Regions from separate parts of the Homo sapiens genome. Here region 1 is linked to region 2. A link is a contact called in ENCODE Hi-C or POLR2A ChIA-PET data. All regions are on one chromosome and are shown on one strand. The core of a region is the stretch at or near the end of the contact, and the rest is flanking DNA. Distances in the headings are between cores, read along the strand shown. Region 1 holds the start of ID4 (inhibitor of DNA binding 4). Region 2 has its middle 86 kb from the start of LNC-LBCS.

Evidence for each region. Hi-C counts contacts between places; a loop is a spot of excess contacts on that map. ChIA-PET counts read pairs that join two places held with the same protein, here RNA polymerase II (POLR2A). Pooled maps may share reads with other maps.
Region 1: a map of ascending aorta shows a loop between it and region 2 (2.4-fold over the local background). The contact joins the promoter of ID4 here to the enhancer-like site in region 2. A Hi-C loop is called at or near these places in 3 of 168 maps with a recorded cell type or tissue (IMR-90, aorta and ascending aorta) and 4 of 50 pooled maps. POLR2A ChIA-PET finds 5 or more read pairs at or near these places in 9 of 52 experiments (AG04449, AG04450, BJ and 4 more).

The regions. Positions count from the first base shown.
Region 1 is chr6:19,831,699-19,838,629 of GRCh38, reverse strand. It overlaps ID4 (inhibitor of DNA binding 4), which reads right to left and starts at 1,260. Exons shown (of 3, transcript NM_001546.4): 1 at 435-1,260; 2 at 1-46. The coding sequence starts at 875. The coding sequence ends at 2.
Region 2 is chr6:19,715,775-19,722,430 of GRCh38, reverse strand. No RefSeq gene overlaps it. Among named protein-coding and RNA genes, the nearest start is that of LNC-LBCS, 86 kb to the left of the region's middle. RefSeq lists enhancers at 2,113-3,312, 1-3,440. Within about 2 kb of position 2,675, at least 2 of the 41 ENCODE cell types and tissues checked have a DNase peak (open chromatin) inside an H3K27ac peak, as active enhancers do; they include ascending aorta, where a contact is called at or near this core.

The DNA.
Region 1 (6,931 bases), core at 11-2,510, 120 kb before region 2:
CTCAGCGGCACAGAATGCTGTCGCCCTGCTTGTTCACCGCGCCGGCCTGGAACAGCAACCGAACACCAAGGGAAAGGTTAGCAGGCGCAAACAACGCGCTCGACACGGTCCTGGATTGTCCTCGGAAATCAGGCTGGCGCGCCGACGCCCCCACCCCAGCCTGTAGCCGGGGGGGCCCCTCCGGGCTCAGGCGGGACTTGACAGCCCAGGGCGCCCACAGCCCCGAGTCCCGCCCTGCGCGTTCTCCCGGACCCGCGCTCGCCGAGCCCGGCCGGCTGCTGGCGGCCCGGGGGAGCCCGGAGGAGCAGGGGGAGGGGGCTGTCATTCCTGGCCCGCCCCTGCCCGGAGGACGGTGAGCGCCCGCGTCCCGCCACCACGCCACCAACCTCCCATCCCCCGCGGCGTCCGCCCACGGCCGGCGCCCGGCCTCTCACCGGGTCGGTGTTGAGCGCAGTGAGCGGGGTCCGCGGCGGCGCGGCTGGACAGGTCCCGGCCGGGTGGTGTGGCGGCGCGGGCGGTGGTGGCTGCCTCAGCAGGGCCGGGTGCGTCTCCAGCGCCAGCTGCAGGTCCAGGATGTAGTCGATAACGTGCTGCAGGATCTCCACTTTGCTGACTTTCTTGTTGGGCGGGATGGTGGGCACCAGCCTCCGCAGGCGGCTATAGCAGTCGTTCATATCGCACTGCAGGCACAGCGCCGGCTCGTCGGCCGCCGCCTCGGCCGCCTTACAGCGCGCTGCCGCCGCCGCCGCCGCCGCGGCTGCGGAGCCACCCAGGCTGTGGCCGTGCTCGGCCAGGCAGCGCAGCGCCAGCTCCCCGCCGCCGCAGCCCGACGGCGCCTTGCGGCCCGAGGGGCGCACCGGGCTCACCGCCTTCATCGCGCGCGCCCTGCGCTCTACGCGAGCGAACCCGCTGGGGCGAGCGAGGGAGGCAGGCAAGCTCCGGGCCCCGTCCGCGGCCGGCTCCGCTCCCTTTGCCTCCGCGCCCGGCGCGCTCGGGGCACCGCGACACTCCCGAGCCCAACAATTGACGGGAGGGTCGCTCTGGGTTTTACGAGGGAATCTTTGCTCAGTGGGCGACACTCAGCCCGAGCCCAAAGGAAAAAAAAAGCAAAAGCACCGGAAGAAAAGTAGCCCACCCGGGTGTCCTAGTCACTCCCTTCGGAGCTCCGACTAAGCCCGATCGCGGCCGCCGCGCTCCCCTAGCCCGGGATCACCCCACTCCCGGTACTACTCACAACCGCGCCTCCTCCACTACGCTCTCGCCCGGCCCGCCGCGCAGCTGTATTTATAGAGCCGTGCGCCCCGGGGGCGGGACCAGCGCGCGGGCCGGGTCGCAGCGCGAGCCGAGCGGAGCCCGCTGGGCGCGCGGGCGGGGGCGCGGAGGGAGAGGCGAGGGCGGGGGCTCCGGGCGGTGCTGGGGGGCGGGGAGTCCGGCTACCCGAGTGGAGGAGTGGGCGGGGGGTCTGGAGTGGCCAGCCAATCAGGCGGGCAGTGCCACCTCGGGGAATGACGCTCGGGCCAATGGGAAGGGCACTCCATTCCGTCAACGCTGTGGGTCGGGGTTCTGAGAAAAGAGAGCTGAGTGGGAGTCGGGCCAGGCTGATGTGTGCCCAAGGGAGGGGAAAAGAGAGAGCGAAGTTCCTGCGAAGAACTGCGGGAATGTGCGGCCGGAATTCACTCTCCACCGCCCCCCTTATCCCGACTAGGCTGCTGAGGGAGCGCCTGGGCCCTGCTCGCGGATACCCTGCCACTCCTAATAGCACGGCGCCCAGGGACCCTCCGCCACCCATCACTCCATCCGTGGGATTCCAGTGCCTTAAGAAAGACGCGCTGTTCAAGAAGGCACGTTCATTCTGTTCTATATTTCCCTCCTCCGTTTCATTATTCGCCTTTTCACATTTGCCGAAACCATAATGATGGAATGGAATGTGTAGCCTTTCCGTTTTCTTTTTAAAAAATGCTAAAGCTTAGCAAAAGTAGAAAAAAAAAGAAGGAAAAGAATGCCGAATCGAATGCAGGTTTTTGGTGAAGGGAATATAAATAAAACAAAAACGTGGGGGGGGTTCTTTTACCCCATCTAAATGCAAAAGTGGGCTCAAGAAATGCAGTTGCCTTGCGCATTCAATTAGAGCACGTAAAGATTAAAAATGCATGGACACGGAATATTTAAAATTCCATTATGACATATAATATTAATCTGTTTTATGTAAAATTCATACCTGTAACTTAATTTAGGCCATTAATGCACAGCTTCACGTATTAGTCAGCGTACCCCGCTTTAAATAAGGTGATGAGAATGTCCAGAGTCGCCTCCTTTGACAGCAAAGCATTAAAATTCACACTTCCAGTCTCTGGGATCCCGCTTGGGCCCCACCCTGCAAAAAAAAGCCTGTTAATTAAGGGCGTTTTTGTGTTAGATTTCTTAGAGAAAAGCTGTCCTTCAAGGGTTCAAAATAAAATTGCACAATGAGCTTTGGTGGAGCATTGTGTGTACCCTTCAAGAAAAAATTGAGCCCTTCAGATGAGAAAGGTGCATAAAAATTCTCAGACAATGGGGAAATGAATTTTGAGTGCCTTCACTCTACAAACCCTCCCACCTTTAGACACGCTTGGAGATGAATTAACCCAAGAATTTTCTTCATTCGTGTACATGACATGGATTGGTGTCTTCATTTTCATAGATAATTGAAAGAAAGAGACATGGACCTCATTTCTTCCTGTCTACCCCTATATGGACTTTTTCTACATCCATTCCCAGAACTGAAATACCTGCACCAGGCAGATATTTTGTTTAGCTATGTCAGTGCTTTATGACTATCGCACTATTCCCCAGAGCACATTCCTTTCTCCTGATGAAATGAGGAGCAACTATTTAATTCTGGTTTCACAGGTAGATGCAATAACCCTCCTCTCCCCTAATCCTTGTATGTTACTGCTTCTAATAATTGTTTGGAAACAAGTGCCATTCTCATTTATTTATGTGCATACGTAGATGGTCTACATACACATTAATCGAGAAAATCAGAATTATGAAACTCAGAAGGGCTTTCTTCTAAAGACAGGCATAGTCATATACATCATTAAATTAATGCAAATACAGAGAAAATGTTGTAATTTTAAATGGGAAGTCGGTGAAGCCAGCACTACTGGTTGTAAGCTATTATCTTGGAGCCAGTCATATGAGCACAGACGATAATAATAAATGGATATATGTACAGATGTTTTGTTCCATTGATCTTTCTCTTTCCTAGAGTTTAAAATTTGCTTCCAAATTCAAAACCCAAGACTTTCCTCTGTTTGGCAAAATAAAACTATGCTAATATGCCCAGGACACACTTACATTTAAACATTTTACATATCCTAACGATTAAAATTAAAATTTAAGTTTTGAATACGTAACACAAAGGAAGAATCATATCGACCTTTTTGGAATTTGCTAAATCTCAGAAAGCCATGCCTTGGGTGTGACAAGCGCCAAATGCCTAAGTTTCAGGTTTTGTTGGAGATGCTCTGTGTGACTGGCTTAAAGTTAGAAAGACTGAGTTACTCTGTGTGGGGTGGGGTGGAAGAGGTGGTTTCAAAGGAATGTACCTCAGCCACAAGATCAAGAATACCCAGGAAAGATGTGATCCGTAAATCCTGCTAGCAGAGTAGGCAGAGGCAGTTACTGTGCTCCTTGTTTTGAAGGTTGGAAGGCATGAAGACATTAAAAAATTAAAGTGCTACCATATACTATGGGAATAAGGAATACAATCCTGCACGTTTTGGTCCATGAAACCAGAGAGTACTAGGGGCTATGCAATGTATGTTTTTGTATTCTTAGACATAGACACTTACATGACATCAAAGCTGCAATCATGGAAGATTCCTGGCACTGATAATTCAAAACAGTTTACCCAATTATCACTCAGATTTTGGATAAACCTTACAAGCTATGTTATTTCTACTGTGCAGAGAAGGTAACTTAGTCTGTTGGTGACTCTTTTACATCAAAGTGTTTCACTTGCACTTGTAAAAGTAAAATGGGCTAACCCAAATCCTTTTGTCATGGAAATGCTCGAGACTCCCAAAATATACCTCAGTAGGAACCTAGAATGAAACATTCATAGGAGAATTGCTAGAAAGCCGTGATGACCAGAGTCATGGATACACCCTTCCTCCAGACAAAGAGGTCTGCTGTCCTCCCTGAGATGTATTCTAGCTACTAAATCAGGCCCTCACTGAACTGCAACACCCAGGCCTTTAGAAGTCATAGTCACCCTGTGTTTACATGAAGCAAGGGTATGGAAGCATATTGTGCTCTTCATTCCCAGTGCCTTTTTAGGACTTGATACTTGTTTCTCCATAGCCTCCAGGGAAACAGTGAGTGTACTCATACACAGATAAACGTGAATGTTCCAATGCCTTGGTCACTCTGTAGATTTGTCGTCACAGAAAGAGGCACATGCATTCTTTGAGGGCATAAGAAACCACTATGTACTCTGCAGCAGGACTGTCCCTTGCTCCCAAAGAGTAAGTTGGGCAATGTGGCAATTCAAGCTCAAGGCTGCTTTATCAGGCACTAAGTGTTACAAAATTACTTGTGCTACCCTTGGATTGCTGATACTAGTCCCGGAAATGCTGATAACCCCTTAGTTTGCTAGGTCCTGGAAAAGGCTTGTAGGAAGAGGACGTTGTACGTTGAACATGGCTGGGCAGATGTGGCTGTCAAAAATGCCTTGTTTGGGGAGTTTTAAAGGTAGTTGGTTTAAATAAGAAGTGACTTTTTGAAAGCCCCCCTTAGATTAAAAGACAGAAAAATGGGGAGAAATAAGTGGAATTTGTTTTTACCTTAGGAGATATAAACAGCATGGACTCTGAAGTGAGACAGCCTAAGCCCCAATTTTGGCCTCTTTGCTTATTAGTTTTATATCATTCAGCTGGGTTCTTAAATTCCTATACCTTTCATATTTGGAATGATTAAAATTGCATTTACTTCATAAGGTGTTTATGAGATACACATATTATATATATGGTCTCTGTAAAAGAAATTCAGTAAAGTTCTTAGAACAGTGGTTGGCACATAAGTGGGCAAACCATGTTACAATGTATTACCATTTTTGGCAAATATCTCTCAGTCTGTGGACTGACTTTTCATTTACTTCACAATCTTCTTTTAGAGCAGAAGTTTTGATTTTTTTTTTTTTTGAGACAGAATTTCACTCTTGTTGCCCAGGCTGGAGTGCAATAGCATGATCTTGTCTCACTGCAACCTCCGCCTTCCAGGTTCAAGCAATTCTCCTGCCTCAGCCTCCCAAGTAGCTGGGATTACAGGCGCCCACCACCACACCTGGCTAGTTATGTATTTTTAGTAGATATGGTGTTTCACCATGTTGTTCAGTCTGGTCTTGAACTCCTGACCTCAGGTGATCTGCCCACCTTGGCCTCCCAAAGTGCTGGGATTACAGGTGTGAGCCACCATGCCCACCCTAAATTTTGTTGGTGTCTAGTTTATCAGTTTGTTCCTTTATGGCTCATATTTTTGATATTGGATCTATCTAAGAAATCTTTCATAGCTCAGGTAACAAAGGTTTTCTCATAGGTTTTCTTCTAGAATTTTTATATTTCTTAGGTAGGGTTGCTTGCATGGTGTGTAGCTTATGCAGTCACACAGGGTCCTGCACTCAGAAGAGCTGTATGCTTGGGTTAGTGCTCTTGCCTTCTTGAAATTCTTAGTAATTTTTGAACAAGGGAACCTGCATTTTCATTTTGCATTAGGACCCACAAATTATGTCTCCAGTCTTTGTTTTCTGTTTTATGTGTAGGTCTATGATCCATTTTGAGGTTATTTTTGTATGTGGTGCAAGATATGGGTTGAAATTAATATTTTGCATTTGTAGATCCAATTGTTTCAGCACTCTGTCGAAAAGTCTACCTGTTTTCCAAAGAATTGCCTTTGCACCTTTGTTAAAAATTAATTGTGTATGGTGTGTATGTGTCACTCTGTTTCTGGCTGCTACCACATTTTCTTGATTACTATAGCTTTATAATAAGGCTTGAAATCAGATAGTGTTGAGGCATTGATCCTCCAGCTCTGTTCTTTTTCAAAGCTGTTTTGGCTATTCTGGGGATATTGCATTTCCATATGAATTTTAGAATCAGTTTGTGAATTTCTTCAAAAAGGACTTGTATCCAAACATATAAAGAACCTGTACTCAGAATACTGTATATAAAGAGCTTTCAACACAATAATAAGAAAATAAACAACTTAATTAAAAAGTAGGCAAAAGAACATACAATCCAATAAAGAAGAAATAGGCCAGGTGCCATGGCTCACCCCTATAATCCCAGCATTCTGGAAGGCTGAGGCAAGGCGAATTGCTTGAGCCTAGAAGTTCGAGACCAGACTGGGGAACATGGTGCAACCCTGTCTCTACAAAAAATACAAAAAATTAGCTGAGCATGGTGGTGCACGCCTGTAGTCCCAGCTACTGGGGGGGCGGGGTGGGTGAGGTGGTGGTGGTGGTGCTGAGGTGGGAGAATCGCTTGATCCTGGGTGGGTAGTTGAGGCTGCAGTGAACTGAGATCGCACCGCTGCACTCCAGCCTGAACAGTAGAGTGAGACCCTGTCTCAAAAAAAAAAAAAAAAAAAAAAGAGGAAGAAATAAAAATGGCAAATGAGCACATGGAAGATACTAAACATCATTAGTCATTTGGGACATACAAATCCAAACTATAATGATACACCATTACACACCTGCCAGAACTGCCAAAATTAAAGACGGAACATACTGAGTGCTGGTATATGGAGCAACTGGAACTATCGTACACTGCTGGTGGGAATGTAAAATGAGGAAAATTACTTTGGAAAACAATTTGACAGTTTCTTAAAGTTAAACATATAGATACCATATGGCCCATCTGTTCTTCTCCTAGGTATTTACCCAAGAGAA
Region 2 (6,656 bases), core at 1,426-3,925:
TCATAAAAAAGTAAAAAGTGACAGACCAAATTGATTTTAAAAATATGTATCTGTGGATGTAAGTGTCAGGACATTCAGTGTAAAAGCATACCATGAGTCTCTAATCCAACATCTCACTCAATGGAGCAAGGGATCTATCCCCAATGGGCTTGCAGATGAAGTAATTTCCAAGGCATAGTTGGGTGGGCAAGTGGAGAAAGAAGAATGGCCGCCGTGGCTGTGAGGTGGTCAGTGAGAGAGACAAATCCCTTCCCCCACTCCCATGGCCGTGTGTGCCACTCTTCCTCTATACAAAGACAATTTGCTTTTCATGTAGTAATGAAGAACAATGTTTAACAGACAAAGGAGCTTCTAGTTTATTATTGTGCTGTCTTTGACTAGAGCTAGATGCTGGGAAAAATGGTAATTCACAGTGTGAATGCTTCTTTTCCAGCCGTATGGGTTATGGCTGAGCATGTACATTGTATATTGCAGATGGTACAATAGTGAACACTGTGAGAACGAGGAAAGAATGAATTACGACCTTTTTTTTCTTGCTAGCCAAGAAACCAGGAATTTCTTCACAGCGATTTTTATTTATATCTGTGTGTGTGTGCGTGTGTGTGTGTGTGTGTGTGTGTCTGTGTGTGCGTGCGCAATCGTGCATGGGTTATTCCTTAGCAATATGCGCTGCTGGATTCTGATAAGTGATTTTAGGTTTTAGAATTTTTAAGTTAATGTATAAAATCTACTATGATGCTCTTAGAACACCTGTGTTCTCCTGCCTTTTTTTTCCCCTAGTTGACTGATACAAGGCACAGGTGGTGCCTAATTAACTTATTTCATGCAAATAAAAACATATTGCATGATTTCTTCTCCTTAACTATATAATCACTGAAACACGATGGTGCTGATTAAAGCAACAAACTTTGGGAGGGGAGAATTTAGCATCTTCTGTCAGTTCTCCTATGCTGAAGGGATTTATGATCCATGTAAATCTGATTTAAATGGAAAAGTGATGGGAACGTGTATTTCCTATGCAAGAAAACGATTTTCCTCTATTTAGTCTTTTCTCTATGTCATAGGACACTCAGTGATACAGAATTGAAAAAGAGAAAGACCAGATTTCCCATGGAGATGGAGAAATTGGAAGCCCAGATGAGGAACCATCTCATATAAGCAAGCTTATGTGTTTTGATTTCGTGTTCAGATATTCTTATCAATGATTTCCAGAAAGTGACATTGATTTGCTTTGGAAACAATGATGGAAAAACAGTGAGTGTGTACCGGAATGCTTTTAGAGTTCTAAAATCATACTGGAAAATGTCCGAGCATTCCAACACAGCTATAAACAGTACCATGCTGTATTTATGGGGGGTGGCAAGTCTGTTTTTAAAAGTCTTTGCGATATTTTTTCTATGTTTTTAATTTATTGAATTAAAGCCAGATTTATTCAATTAAGATAATACACTTCAAAGTTAACTGCCATTTGCTGTTCATTTAGGCAAGCTATTGTACAGTTATGTAAATTTCATGAACAGAGACACTACTTGAGTGTCTTAATTACAAGCAGAAAGTGTCATTTAAATATGAATTAAGTGAATAGTTGCCTGTATTTCCTGTTTCTGTATTTTCTGTCTTCTGCCCAATGATCCATACTGTGTTAGAAGATTTTTCTTTTTCCTGTGAAAGAAAAACACCTCCACTATGAAATATTAAAAAAAAAAAAGTCGGGAAACATGTAAAAACGCCATTGTTATTGCACTGATTAGTACTCAGAGCCATTTCTGAATAACAGGGTACCAGGTTTTTTCAGTTGGCCACTGATAGTCATTCTCATATTGTTACTGAGATCTAAAAATTATTCCAGCTTATGCTGGGGGAAATAATTTGCTACATGTGTCATTTGCTCCAATTCATTATATATGTGGGTTCATTTTTTTTTTAAATCCTCTTTTAAAAGTACTAATTTATAACACGTCCAAACATTGTCTTCCTTACTCCAATGCTGGGCTGTGCATATTTTTATCATTCTTTTATCTTTGTCAAAAGCAACATTTATTTTCAATTTAGAACTGTCACAACCATATTTGTGTTTAGCAAATGTGACCCATGACCTGATACTTTGCTGATTTCTGTGAAACAATTCCCCATGCATCTTGGACTTACTGACCAACATTGTTTTTGTTTGTTTCTGTGTTTTGGATGATTCTTATGTATACATAAAAATGACCTAGAGACAAATCTGGCATTAATCATGAAGAAAGGCAAGGATTCACAATTAGTTAATGAAAACCACACCTCTGTTCTGTGGAGTCAGTTCCCAGCTCCTGTCTCCAGCCTGGGATATAGATGCAGCCTGGGAAGATATTCCCAGCACCCCCCAAGGTAGATCCTGCGTGCTCCCCCAGGAGTGAGAAGTTCACTATTCACTCAGTGCTTGCATCATCTTTTCCAACATGTTCCCACTGATACATTAAAGGAATTAATTGCTCATAATGATCTCACCATCTGTTAACAGAGGTTCATACCTACAGGCTGGTGGCATGCGGTGGTTCTATTCAGGGATCAATAGGCAATGCCGGGCGAACGCTTTCCCACATTGCCTGCCTTTGCACGCTGAAAGGGGGAGGAGGGCTCGGTGCCGGCCATCTGCTCCTTGTCTTTCTGTGCGAGACCTTGATGCGGTCCAGCACAGCTCTGATCTGACTCCAGTCCGATTGGAATGTGGCTGATCTGAGAGCCTCTCAAAGCTGTGAAAGTGAGTCAAAAGGAGATGCCCATTGTCCAGCATGGCTGAAAGAAAATGATCACTTTAAAATTCATAACTCCCAGGTGCCTGCCATCTATTCATGGGAAAAACCCTCTGAACTTCTCTTCATTAAAGAGAGGGGAGTCTTGCTAAAAAGAGAGAAAAGGAAGTAGTTTGTGGGAATGTGCAGGGGATTTTCAAGCTAAACAAATGAGGAATTTGGAATTTTTCACTTGTATTAAAAGAACTGTGTAGGAAGGAGAAGCCCTTATTTAAAAAAAAAAAAGGGTGAGAGGAGGCTTTCCTTGGACACTATAGCAACTAATAAAGAACATTTTAATTTTTCTCCAGAGGAATTCAAAGATCACCCTGTCTTTTTACTTTTATTACCTGGAGCTGTGGAAACTTTCCCATTTGATTCTGAATAACATTCTTAGTCAATTTTCACTTCTGTTCCACAGGGGTGCAGTTTGGGTGGGAATTTGGGGAAGAATGAGAGTCTGGGAAATTCCTAAATATGGTGTTGGACATCTATGGACACAGTGAAACTCAACTCCATCAGCTGTTGCATAGGAGAAGTTTATGCAGCAGGGCTACTTGCACCCAGTGGAAGCATCTGTCAGGAGAATTCTTTCTGTGCCTTGAAAACCAAAAGAGCCATTAGGAAATAGTAAAGAAATAATAAGAGAATCTCTGTGCCTTGGCAACTCAAGATTCAGAGCTGAGTCTCACAGCTGTGGGAATCACAGGCCGGGTGGATCTTGGCTATTGGTCATTGTAGACAATCAATGTTGCATCAGAGTCACACAGGAGCTCAAAGAGGATTTATGGATTAATGGATTGAGAGCCAAACAAAAGCAGAAATAGAGAGACCTATGTTCTGTCTCTTGAAAATCTTTTAACATACAGATGATGATACTTAAGGCCCAAAGAGGTTAAGTGACACATGCTCAAAGTCACCCAGAGTTTGTTACAGAACCTGGGTTATAACCTCCACTTACAAGCAATTTAATTTCTAACACTTCATGCTGCCTCTGTTAATGGTGTGAGGTTTAATTTAAAATTATTTTTCCCCAGCTTTCCATCATTAAAACATAGATCAGTATCACCAACCTAAAGATTTAATAGTTCCCTTTAAAATAAATTCTGAGCTTTAAAGAAGATTATAAACACTAATATTCATTACTAACACATACAAAATAGAAAATCCATCAAGTCAGGTACTAATATCTGACAGGAAATATTGAAATAAATGATAGAATCTATTGGCAAAACAGGATGGCAAAGTTTAGCTCTCTTGGACAACAATGGCCAAATAAAACAAGAAAGAAGAAAAGTAAAAATTGGCGATGATCAATGTAAAGCCAGAAAAGCACTCATTTGATAAGCAGGGAACTAAAGGAGTAGGTGATGAGAAAGAGATAGAAAAATCTAGAAATAATCCAAACTTCTGGAAATGAGAGAAGATATGTCTGACAGAATCAGTGTTACTGGTCCTTCTTAACGGATAAGAAGTTACCACCTGAACCATATTTTTTCTAGAAATTTCCATTCAGGCTGTTGAGAGTCTTTGTTTTGCATCGCTTTTCCTCTGTGAGAGCCTATCTCTAATTTTCAGTGCAGTGGACAGGAACGTAAAATTCTTTGGACAGAATTGTGACATATTATATTTATAGTGGGTTTAGGTAGAAAAAAAGAAATCCAGGTCAATTGTAGATTTGTTTCCTAATCCAATGTGATTTCTTTTTCTTTTTTTTCTTTATTTTTTGAGACAGAGTCTTGCTCTGTCGCCCAGGCTGGAGTGCAGTGGTGCGATCTCGGCTCACTGCAAGCTCCGCCTCCCGGGTTCACGCCATTCTCCTGCCTCAGCCTCCCAAGTAGCTGGGACTACAGGCGCCCGCCACCACACCTGGCCAATTTTTTGTATTTTTTTATTAGAGACGGGGTTTCACCGTGTTAGCCAGGATGGTCTCGATCTCCTGACCTCGTGATCCACCCGCCTCGGCCTCCCAAAGTGCTGGGATTACAGGCGTGAGCCACCGCGCCCGGCCCCAATGTGATTTTTAAGTTATCAGATTGTTTGACTCGTTGTAGTGTCAAACCCTATGGGTTATGTATTAATAGTTAGAATTGCTGAAATACAGATAGGGAAAAAACTCAACAACCCTGAAGAGTACAAGTAGGCTGAGAATGGGGATGAAGATTGACAGCAGCCACAAGGAAATGACTAATATTTTCTCAAATATTTTGGCTAGCTTCAGACTGGAGCTTGAGGGTAAACCCAGGGATTTATTCCTGAAGAAGTAAAAAATATAGGTAAGCCAAAAGAGGAAACGAATTAAAAGTGACCCATAATCCCATCCCAAGGATAACTGCTGCTAAATTTTCAGAGTATATATTAAAAAACAACAAAATCAGATCATAATATTCATATTGTCTTGCATAATATTTAAGTTAAAATAGGAAATTGCAAATATTTGAACATTTTCGACCCGCCAAACGATGACAACTTTCAAGTGGGTCCATTTAAAAGCTTTTTCCTCAGTGATGGATTGTGAACCTCTTTCCTTTTCAATAAATACGCATCCAAATTTATTTTTTAGGGACTCGTATATGGTTTAGGAACTATTTCAGTAAGTATTGAAGGTTCTGGTCACCTCAGCTCTTTTCACGATTGGATTTAGACCTATATATAGATGTCACAGTAGAATTAAAACTATTTGAACCAGCACCGTGGCTCACACCTGTTACCCCAGAACTTTAGGAGGCTTGAGGTCAGGTGGTTGAGACCAGCCTGGCCAACATGGTGAAACCCCATCTCTCGCTACTAACAATACAAAAATTAGCCGGGTGTGGTGGGAGGTGCTTGTAATCCAAGCTACTTGGGAGGCTAAGGCAGGAGAACTGCTGGAACCTGGGAGGCGGAGGTTGCAGTGAGTAGAGATTGTGCCACTGCACTCCAGCCTGGGCTACAGAGCGAAATTCTGTCTCAAAAATAAATAAATAAATAAATAAACAAAACAAAATAAAATGAAAACAATTTTTTGCTCTGGGAATAGAGCTTATTAAACAATTACTTAAAAATTTACTTTTTTCTCTTGCAATGAAATGATAGCCTCTTCCTACTGATCAATACTCCCTCCTCATAGTAAAAAGCTGAGACTGTCTTCTCAATTATTAGACAAGCAGGAAAATAGTTAAAGAGAATGTATCTTAAGAATGAGATATACAAAAGTACCTAGCTCAAACAATGACAATAATACAAGCAATATACTTAAAAACAACAACAACAAATCCCCAAAGCGACAAACAAAGAAACAAAAAAATAACCAATGAAGCACAGTACAGAATTCAAAGGCAGTTTGTTTCTTTAGGGGATTTCGGTGAAAAATGCAGTTGGTGGGACTACAGGGAACAGTTGATAACTGGCTGTGTTATGACTTGTGGGTCTCAAAAGTTTTGACTTCAAGACTCACACCCTTAGGGTGTTCGGACTCCCAGAGCAATATGTAATCGTGAATGTGTTTATATTAAATGTCATCTGACACATAATCCTGTCCTTGTTTTTCAGGGTTCCCCCCCCCCACTGCTATTAGGGCTGGAGTTGCCCATCTTTTCTATTGATGGATGCGTGTTTTTTTTTTCCTTTCAAGGATTCTATAGGGAAATTGCCTCTTCTTTTAATTACTCAGGTTATGAAAATACAATTTTCTTTTAAACTTTCCATTGCCATTGTAATCACTTTACATCTGCACAATCATCTGACTCAATTTTGTTCCCAATTCTTGTGTTCAAAATTAATAAATAGGAAAGATTTTAAAAGCCCACAGCAAAAGCAAACACACTTTAATGCTACCCCCATCCTTCAATTCCCACAAACACAGGGCTTGTAGGGTTAGCTGATCTCTGGGTTTTATTATTTTCC